Linked DNA regions of Mus musculus: region 2 is linked to region 1. A link is a loop called in an ENCODE intact Hi-C map of the cell type or tissue named here. Cell type or tissue: heart. All regions are shown on one strand. Region 1 holds the start of Snrpc (U1 small nuclear ribonucleoprotein C). Region 2 has its middle 4.8 kb from the start of Pacsin1.

What was found. Hi-C counts contacts between places; a loop is a spot of excess contacts. Peaks named below come from ENCODE experiments on the same cell type or tissue, not always from the same donor. Only the 100,000 strongest peaks of a DNase experiment are listed, where the experiment ranks them.
Region 2: it touches region 1 in a loop (2.3-fold over the local background); 3 of 42 quality-filtered maps call a loop at or near these places.

The regions. Positions count from the first base shown.
Region 1 is chr17:27,837,648-27,842,647 of GRCm38, reverse strand. Snrpc (U1 small nuclear ribonucleoprotein C) reads right to left here and starts at 2,561. Exons shown (of 6, transcript NM_011432.2): 1 at 2,479-2,561; 2 at 2,142-2,184; 3 at 270-378. The coding sequence starts at 2,486. In heart, a CTCF peak has its summit at 2,534; a DNase peak (open chromatin) is centred at 2,577; H3K4me3 peaks cover 2,008 bases; H3K27ac peaks cover 1,239 bases; H3K27me3 peaks cover 33 bases.
Region 2 is chr17:27,648,306-27,653,305 of GRCm38, reverse strand. No RefSeq gene overlaps it. Among named protein-coding and RNA genes, the nearest start is that of Pacsin1, 4.8 kb to the left of the region's middle. In heart, a CTCF peak has its summit at 2,980 (motif pointing left); no DNase peak of the experiment used is centred here; H3K27me3 peaks cover 420 bases.

The DNA of each region.
Region 1 (5,000 bases):
AGGTTTCACCTGACTAATTCTCTTTGCCAGAGTTACAAACATGAAACCCAAAATAAAGTCTCTCAAAGGCATCTCTACCTTCTCCAATCATCATGGAAAACTCTCAACATTGTGGTTCACAATTTTTCAAAGACAGGGTCCCATAGATGTGTTACACAATCTTGACAGTAACAGGAAAATCCTAGGCAGCTCCATCTTCTCTGCCCCCCCTCCAAGCCCACCACAGAGTGAGATGCTCTACCCCACCAAGACCACGCTGTGAGACGTACTTGTCTTGTCAATCAGGCTCTGGGCCTGCTCTTCCATCCATTTCTGATAATAGTCTTTCACATTCTCTTTGTGTTTCCGACCACTGCAGTGTGTCTTCCTCACAGATGGCTGGAAAACAGAAAGGTCATGGCCAACACAGAGAAAAAAAATCACCAAACTAAAAAGGTTTCCCGCTTTGCCTCTGGGTGGGAAGCCTAGCTAAGACACTGAAATACCTTTTATACACTGCCTTCAGTACACATCTTTCCTGGACTTACAAACTATCCCAGAGGCCAGCATACTGGGGCCTACCCATCAAACATTTGCTTTTGAGCACTGGCAGACACATAGATCCTTGCCTCTTGGCCTCCCTCACTACTCAGTACCAGGAACAGAACTCAGAGCTTCTGTAGTTTAGGCATGTGCTCTACCAACTGGGTTATACATCTGCCTGGCAGCTTCATTTATTTACTGTCTATGGCTTCTGTCTACAATGACTTTTAGTATTATAAAGACTTTTTAGTATTATAAAGACTCCATATTTACAAATCTAAAACAGTTTGCTACTTTAAGAAAAAGCATGCGTATGGCTGATCTGAATCCTGGTACTATTTCAATGTCCTCATGTTTCTCTTTTTTTTTTTTTTTTTTTGGTTTTTCGAGACAGGGTTTCTCTGTATAGCCCTGGCTGTCCTGGAACTCACTTTGTAGACCAGGCTGGCCTCGAACTCAGAAATCCGTCTGCCTCTGCCTCCCAAGTGCTGGGATTAAAGGCGTGCGCCACCACGCCCAGCGTCCTCATGTTTCTCATGGGAAAACAGCAGCTTAAATATATTTAAGCCACACTATTAGGAGAATACAGTACTATAGGCTGGTCGGAGTGATGCAGGCCTTGAATCCCAGGCATGGAGGCAGCAGGACAGCCTGTTCTACATAAGTTCTAGGCCACCCAGGGCTACATAATGAAACCCTTTCCAAAAATAAATAAGCCAAGGAAGTGGTGGCACATAACTTTACTCCGTGCACTCAGAAGGCAGAAAGCAAGCAGCTCTCTGTGAGTTCGAAGTCAGCCTGGTTTACAAATTATTCCAGAAGATCTGTCTTGTTTCCTCAGGAGATTGGGGGGGGGGGGGGCAGATAAATAGATTATTTAAAACTATTAAAACCATAAAAACCAAATTTTGTTGTTGCTAAAGGTTGTTTTGATTTGCTTTTTTTTGAGGTAGGGTCTCCCACCATAGCCTTAAACTCACAGCAATGCTCCATCTCAGTGTACTAGGAAGACAGGCGCCAGGCCCTAACTTTGTTGCTGGGCCTTGTGGCTGCTACACACGGGGCAACACTAATCACATATCTCAGTTATTCCTCCTGATGATCAATAGTTAATGAGGTTCTCACAGGAGCTGAGAATGGAGCTGTACACTAAGACATTTCTTTCCATTTTAACCAGGCATTTGAATAATGTGACATAATCAAATCTGCAAGTTTGTAGGAACACACTCCTGGTTTGTTTGTTTTTTGTTTTGTTGGGCTTTTTTTGGAGGGTGGGGCGAGTTATTTTGACAAGGTCTCAATATGTATCCTTAACTGACCTGGAATTTGCCATCTTCCTGGCTCAGCCTCTCAAGTATTGACATTACAGGTACATGCAGTTTCTGTATACGCAAATGCTTTCCATCTTCAAGCTTGCTTAAAGTTTTATCATTCTGCAAATACCTTCAAATTGCAAAGACCTCACAAAAAGGGTGGGAAAAAACACCCGCTTCCTAATTACTTTCTAAGAAAGGTTGTCATAAAATTTCCAGGAGACTGTAATGCACACACCTGGACCTAAAGAAAAAGAATTTTGCATACAAGGCGTTTTAGGATTATAAAAAAGACCCGCCACTTACAGAATCGTGGGTAAGATACGTATCACAGTAGTCACAATAAAACCTGAAATGACAAAAGAAAACGTCAGCAATTAACAGCTGTCCAAACAAACAGACCCAAAACCCAACTTCCTCGGATTGTAAGTCAAACAAAGCGTCCTGACAGAATGCGAGGCTTCTGAGCGAGGGTCCGCGCCCACTCTGCCAGGATGGCCGGAGAGCCTGGGTCTCCACCCGCCATCCCTCGGAGGGGCTCGCCTTCCCCTCGGAACGTCCAGAACCCGAGGCCGCCGCCCTGCACCTTCACCAGGACCCAACTGACCACCGCAAGTCCGCTTGCTCCCAGGGCCACACTCACTTGGGCATGATGCTCCACAAGCCGTTGGCTACCCCGATCCCCGCCGCCAGGAACTGACGCACACAGGCTGCGCCGACGCGAGCAAAGGATGCAGACAGGAGGGGTAGGACTTCCGCTTCCGGCCTCTGCCCTACGGATGCTGTGGGTGCCTCTGAGGTTCAATCCGCGCTCACTTATTCAGGATTAGTTACTCCGTCTAGGAAGTGCGTAATTTAGTACTATCAACAAAAGGTTCCAAAACCCTGAGTCAGCAGTTCCTACGCTGCGAATCATTAATCCAGCTTCTCAAATTGTGGTGACCCCCCCAACCAGAAATTATTCTTGTCGCTATTTCATAACTGTAATTTTGCCACTCGTATGACTAGTAATGCAAATTATCGGTGTTTTCTGATGGTCTTAGGAGAAACCTGTGAACGGGTTGTTCGACCCGCAAAAGGTGTCACGACCACTGCTCTAGTATGTACCCAGCTCTTCTGTAAATGAGAAGTGAAAAAGGCAGAACCAAATCAGGTAAAAGTTCTCATTCTCCAAGACCTGATTAGCAGTAAGCTGAAATCGATCAGTGGCTGAGGGATCAAAGTCCTATGCTGGGGAAATGAAGCGGGGAAGAGCGCAGCTGAACATCAAGGAAGACAAAGAAAATGTAGAAGACGATCACTGAGAAATTGATCATTGTATTTGAGCAATTAAGACAGACGTGAATTGTAGGGACACACTCCTGGGTGAGTGGGGCGGGTCTCAAGTTTTAAACCCTGTCTCCCTGCTTCCTTCCTAGCTGTGCAATTTACTCTCTCTGAGCTTCAGTTTCCTTATCTGAAAAGTAAAGGTAATAACTTGTGCAGTTTAAGGAAGAATCAAATGTAAAAATGCTGGAAAGTAGCTGGAGAATTGGTGTAGCGATTAAGCATTTGTTGCTCTTGGAACAATCTAAGTTCGATCACCAACACTCCCCCGTGGTGACTCCCACCTGTCTGCAGCTCAAGTCTCAGGGTGTCTGATGGATCTTTTTTAATCCACTCCCAGCACTAGGCACATACATGGTGCACTTACAAACTAAACACCCATATACATACAATAATACAAAAATGAATTTAAGCCGGGCAGTGGTGGCGCACGCCTTTAATCCCAGCACTTGGGAGGCAGAGGCAGGCAGATTTCTGAGTTCAAGGCCAGCCTGGTCTACAGAGTGAGTTCCAGGACAGCCAGGGCTACACAGGGAAACCTTGTCTAAAATAAAACAAAATATAAAAAAAATTTAAATGTAAAGCTCATAGGGCATTTAGCGAAAGGTCTATGCACTTAGGCCACCATAAATGGTAGTGATTCTATAGACGTTGTTAGCAGTACATTGCCAACTAACAGGTCAAACTTAGAGTCTGTTCTCTCAAACAAAGTGGATTGCCTTTTAACTTGAACTCCAAAGAATGAGAGAGGAGGGAGGAGTCATACTGCTGTCTCTCTCTCTCTCTCTCTCTCTCACACACACACACACACACACACACACACTTGGGGGGGCAGGGAGAGAGAGAGAGAGAGAGAGAGAGAGAGAGTCAGAAAAGTTACTATCCCTAGGCTGGTTTGCAAAATTCAATTCAAATGTGATATCACTTGAAAGCAGTGATTTTCATTGTCACCTTCAGATAACTTTGGTCCTTATTAGTTCCTTAAATAACCTAGACCTTTGGCGGGGTGGTTAATCGTAGCACTCAGGAGGCAGAGGCAGGCAGATCTCTGATTGAGGTCAGGCTGATGTACAGAGTGAGGTCCAGAACAATCAGGAATACACAGACAAACCCTGTCTCAAAAAATAAATTAAAGCCGGGCGTGGTGGCTGTATTAGTCAGGGTTCTCTAGAGTCACAGAACTTATGGACAGTCTCTAGATAGTAAAGGAATTTATTGATGACTTACAGTCGGCAGCCCAATTCCCAACAATGGTTCAGTCGCAGCTGTGAATGGAAGTCCAAGGATCTAGCAGTTACTCAGTCTCACGCAGCAAGCAGGCAAAGGAGCAAGAGCTCAACTCCCTTCTTCCAATGTCCTTATATTGTCTCCAGCAGAAGGTGTAGCCCAGATTAAAGTTGTGTTCCACCACACCCTTAATCCCAGATGAAAAGGTGTAGCCCAGATTAAAGGTGTGTTCCTTAAACTCGGAGATTGAATCTTCTGGAATCCATAGCCACTATGGCTCAAGATCTCCATACCAAGATCCTGATAAGGATCTCCAAGCCTCCAGATAAGGGTCACTGGTGAGCCTTCCAATTCCGGATTGTAGTTCATTCCAAATATAGTCAAGTTGACAACCAGGAATAGCCACTACAGTGGCGCACACCTTTAATCCCAGCACTCAGGAGGCAAGAGGCAGGCAGATTTCTGAGTTCGAGGCCAGCCTGGTCTACAAAGTGAGTCCCAGGACAGCCAGAGCTATACAGAGAAACCCTGTCTCGAAAAACCAAAATAAATAAATAAATACATAAATTACAATAAAATAACCTAGACCTAGCCAGGCAACAGCGATGCACA
Region 2 (5,000 bases), 190 kb after region 1:
AGGCATCGATGATGATGGTGGTGGTGATGATGGTGAAGATGATGATACTTTTAAGAAAAAAGCCAGTGGAGTCCACAGCCCCAAACTTCCCAGACAGGATATATCCCTAGACGGTCAGACATTTGGAGGGTTGAATAGAAGGCTATGATAGAGTGGGGAAGAGAAGCCGGAGGCTGGGAGAAAGCACAACCTTCACAGAGCTGTAGGTCCGTCAGGAGACTGGGAGGGCATAAGAACATGGCTCAGTTAGCTGAGTGCTTGCTGAGCACACCCAAAGCCCTAGGCCCCCAGCACATAGCTGGTGACATAGCTGGTGACAGTGGTTCAGGCCTGTAGTAACCCCAGTGGTCCAGAAGGAGTCTGTGGTCATCTTGGGCCTCTTGAAAAATCCAACAGGAGGTCGGTAGGGTGGTATATAGCTTTCATTCCAGCACTCGGGAGGCAGAGGCAGGCAGATTTCTGAGTTTGAGCCCAGCCTGGTCTACAGAGTGAGTTCCAGGACAGCCAGGGATACACAGAGAAACCCTGTCTCGAAAACAAAACAAAACAAAACAAACAAACTAACTAACTAACTAACAAAGAGAGGCTTAGTGGTTAAGATAACTTACTGCTCTCCTAGACGCCCTAATTTTGGTTGCCAGCACCCACATGGGGCAGCTCACACCTGTCTGTAACTTCAACTCAAGAGCATCCTCACGCCCTCTGCAGGACTCATTAGACACCTGCACCCGTGTGCGTGTGCGCAGAGTCCTGAGCAGACACACATGCCTTAAAAAACAAAGCAGTCTCTTTTAAAGACCAAACAAACAAAAGTAGAGAGGAGAGAGGGTAAAGACAGAAGGCAGCCAGGGGCTCTCTGTGCAGAGCTGAGGTGTGGCTGGGGTTGAATTCAGAACACATGCGCACACACACACACACACACACACACACACTGTGTAACCTAAAATAAAATGTTTCGGGAACTGACGCGGGATGTCCACACTTCCCAATTTAGACCAGCTTCCTTGTAGACTTTCTAATTGCAGACCTTCTGCTTGCCTGTCCAAGGTGAACCTAACCCACCTTCCTGCTTTGCGCCCCGCCCCGACCCCTTCCTGTTCCGCGTACCTCCCCCACCCTCCCTCCCGTTTTGCGCCTCTGCTTCAATACAGATGCCCTCCGTTTCCGGCACAGCAACTCTTCCTTTTCTGAGCATTTCCCACGTCTCTCGTGTCCTGGCCTCACGTTCTCTCAGCCCCGTGGAGATCTGACCCCTGTATGTTTCCATGGGGCTGTCCTTCCCACCCAGAGCCCTGAACCTCCCTTGGTCCATCCTCCCTCAGACTCTGGGCCACGCAGAAGGAAGACAGCGCTGGTCCTGAGGGGTTTGCAGATGCCAGCGAAACACAAAAGACGTAGGGACAGAAAGGCAGGCCAGCACTGAAAGGCGCGGAAATAAATAAATCAATGAATGAATAATGGATTGGTAATTGATACTGCGTGTTAGGCCTGGAAGAGGGGGCCGGGCAGAAGGGAGACTCCAGTTGCCCTGTCTTCCTATAGAAAAAAAAAGGGGGGGGGGAAGGAGAGCCGTTTTGAGTTCTCTTTCTCTCCCTCAGACAGTCATGTGTATCTTCCTATGGTGGTCTTGAGCCGTTGCAGGTGAGGTCCAACTTCTGACCCTTACCCTCGCTCCACAGTGCTGGGATTGCAAGCATGCACCACCATGCCCAGTTTGCGGTTTTGTTGTTGTTGGTTTTTGTTTTTTGGGTTGTTTGTTTGTTTGTTGTTTTTATTTTTTCAGACAGGGTTTCTCTGTGTAGCCCTGGCTGTCCTGGAACTCACTCTGTAGACCAGGCTGGCCTCGAACTCAGAAATCCGCCTGCCTCTGCCTTCCAAGTGCTGGCATTAAAGTCATGTGCCACCATATTGGCTAACAATTATCTATTATTATTATTATTGTGTGTGTGCCCTGCATCCATATGTGTGTTTGAGCACAAGTGCCACGGTGTGTGGATGGAGGTCAGAAGATAACTTTTGGGAGCCAGTGTTCTTCCTCCAGGAGCCGGGATTGAACTCAGGCCACCAGGCATCTGCAGCAAGCACCTTTACTTGCCGAGCCTTCTGCGCATGCTCAACAGGCACTGTCCACACCTCCAGGCCAACCACCCCTGTTCTTTCCACAGCTTGAAAAGGAAGGCCAGGGATCTATCCCACTGTGGGTAGATGGGATTCTGAAGCCCAGAGAGTGAAAGAGGCTCGTTCCAAGTCACACAGCACTTCAGTGACAGAGCTGGGGCTATAAACAGATCTCTGAGCTCTGATCTGGTCCTTGCCACCTTGAGTCCTGTTTGGAGGCTGGGCAAGATGGATCCGGGAGTCTGGCTGGGTCTAGGCTGCCTAGGACAGGGTTTTATTTTCTACGCTCCCTTTCAGCAACCTGACGTGGGAATGGGCAGTGCTGAGGGACGGCCTTCCGGCTCTCTCTCCTCATGGCGCCGTCAGCTCGCTTCAAGCTCTCGGACAGTGAGTCACCTGCCTGGTGGACAGGGACGATTGCCAGCCGCACCTTGGACCCTGAGACCAGATGTCAGGAGCCTTGCAATGGTTTCTCTGCCACTGACTTATGGCTGGAAACCACACCTCCTGCATGAAACCCTTAACCTTTAGGGGTACCCAGATTTAGGACCCCGGAGACAGCTTACCCAGGACACACAAACAAACAGAGCCGTCCCTGTACCGGGTTCTTTCTGAATTTGAGGCATAGGAACCATGGGGACGCTGTAATTACTGACCATCATGGTACAGGCTGGGATATGGAGGCCAGAGAGGTTAGGTAGCCTGTGTGATGTCACACAGCTGGAAAGCCTTGGAGCTGTGAATCCAATCCAGGCAGGACTGAGGCAGAAAGAAAAAGCAGACTGGACTAGGTGCTTACTTCAAGCCAGAGGGCTCGACGTCGCTGCGGTCCTGTGGCTATGGCCTGGACGCCCTCGCCACCTAGTGGTACAGTACCTTAACTACAAGCGGAATTCCTGTTTGGTTTGGGTTTAGATTTACGTTTTTTTTTTAGTCAAGGTCTTCGGTAGTAGCCTAGACTGCCTGGACGCACTATGCAGCTGAGGATAGCGTTAAACCTCTCATCCTCCTGCCTCCACTGCCCCAGTGACAGCGCTCTACTCCACTGGAGCTGTTACAGTTGTGAGCCACCACTTGGTGCTGGGAACTGTGTCCCGGTCCTCTGCAAGAGCAGTGTGTGCTCTTAACCAGCTCTTCAGCCCCTATTGTTTTTTTTTAATTTTTTTTTTTATTATCAGTGTGTGTTGGGGGCGGGGTCAGAGGACAATATCATAGAGTTGGTTCTCTATCTAACTTTATGGGGTCTCCTGGATTCAAACTCAGGTCCCTCAGGCTTGTACCTCTGATTTTATTCTTTCCTTAAGTTATTTATTTATTTGTGTCAGGGAGGGGATAGTGGGTATATAGAGGTCAGAGGCCAACTTTTTTTTTTTTTTGGTTTTTCAAGACAGGGTTTCTCTGTGTAGCCCTGGCTGTCCTGGAACTTACTCTGTAGACCAGGCTGGCCTCGAACTCAGAAATTCACCTGCCTCTGCCTCCCAAGTGCTGGGATTAAAGGCATGCGCCACCACTGCTGGGCTCAGAGGCCAACTTTTGAGAATTGGGTCTCACCATCCACCATAGGGGTCCAGGGGATCAAACTCAGGTCGTTAAGCTTGGCTGCAAGCACCCTTAGCTGCTTAGCTGCTCCACTCTCAATCTCATGTGCTCTTAACCTTAACACTTGGAGTTGACATGATGATGCACACCTGAAATCTTAGAGCTCAAGACACTGGGACAGGAGGATCAAGGGTTTCAAGTAAGTTTGGGCTATAGAGCAACACCTTGCCTCAAAGAATCAGACAAAACAAAATAGTCGTAGTTCAGAAAGGATGTTGTTTCTGCCGCATTCCAAGGCTTTGGTGCACGGCTAACCTCTTACTACAGTTTGTTAACCTTTCCTCACTGTGACAAACACCCGAGAGAACCCATTTCAAAGGAGAAGGGGTTTCTTTTGGCTCGTGGTTTCAACCCAGGGTCGGCTGGATCTATTGCCTTGGGCCTGAAGCCACACAAAGTGTATTGGCAGTGAGAACACATTTGTTGTACCAGCTCCGGGTGGATACAAATCTATGTACTGTTGAGCCTTTTAAAAACAAAAATAACAGGGGGGGGGGGCTGGAGAGATGGCGCAGTGGGTAAGAGCACTGACTATTCTTCCAAAGGTCCTGAGTTCAAATCCCAGCAACCATTTGGTGGCTCACAACCATCCGTAATAAGATCTGATGGCCTCTTCTGGGATTCTCTATGTAGCCCTGGCTGTTCTGGAACTCACTATATAGACCAGGCTGGCCTTGAACTCACAGAGCTCTGCCTACCTCAGCCTCCCTAGTGCTGGGATCAAAGACATGCACCACCATTCCTGATGCGGGTGTCTCTGTCTAATGTCCCTCATTCTGTTGTCATGCCTCTTGGGCGGCACGCCCATGTCCAGCCTGGGTCCTCAGGTTTTAGTTAAGGGACCTGGAAGTAGACCCACCAGGGCTTTGCCCTACTCACTCCTCGTCCAACTTTGCTGCTTTAACACGGGCTTTTGTGTAGCACAAGAGATCTTTGAACATGCCCTGGTGCTGAGGACCCTCTGACCCTCCTGCTTCTCCTCAGCAGCACACAGATTACACCTGTGCACACCTCAGCCCCATCTCTACTGAGTTGGGATCAAGCCCAGGGCTCCTGCATGCTAGCATGTGCCTTACCAACCTGGCCACAGAGCCCTGCCCACCGTGTTACCCCAGCCACAGAGCTGTGTCTCCAGTCTCTCCCAGGTGCTGTTTTCTTTCAATATTATACTTGAGACGGGGTCTTGCCAAGTGTGGTGGCACATGCCTGTAATCTCAGCACTCAGGAAGCAGAGGCAGGCGGATCTCTGCGAGTTCAAGACCACCTGGTCTACAGAGTAAGTT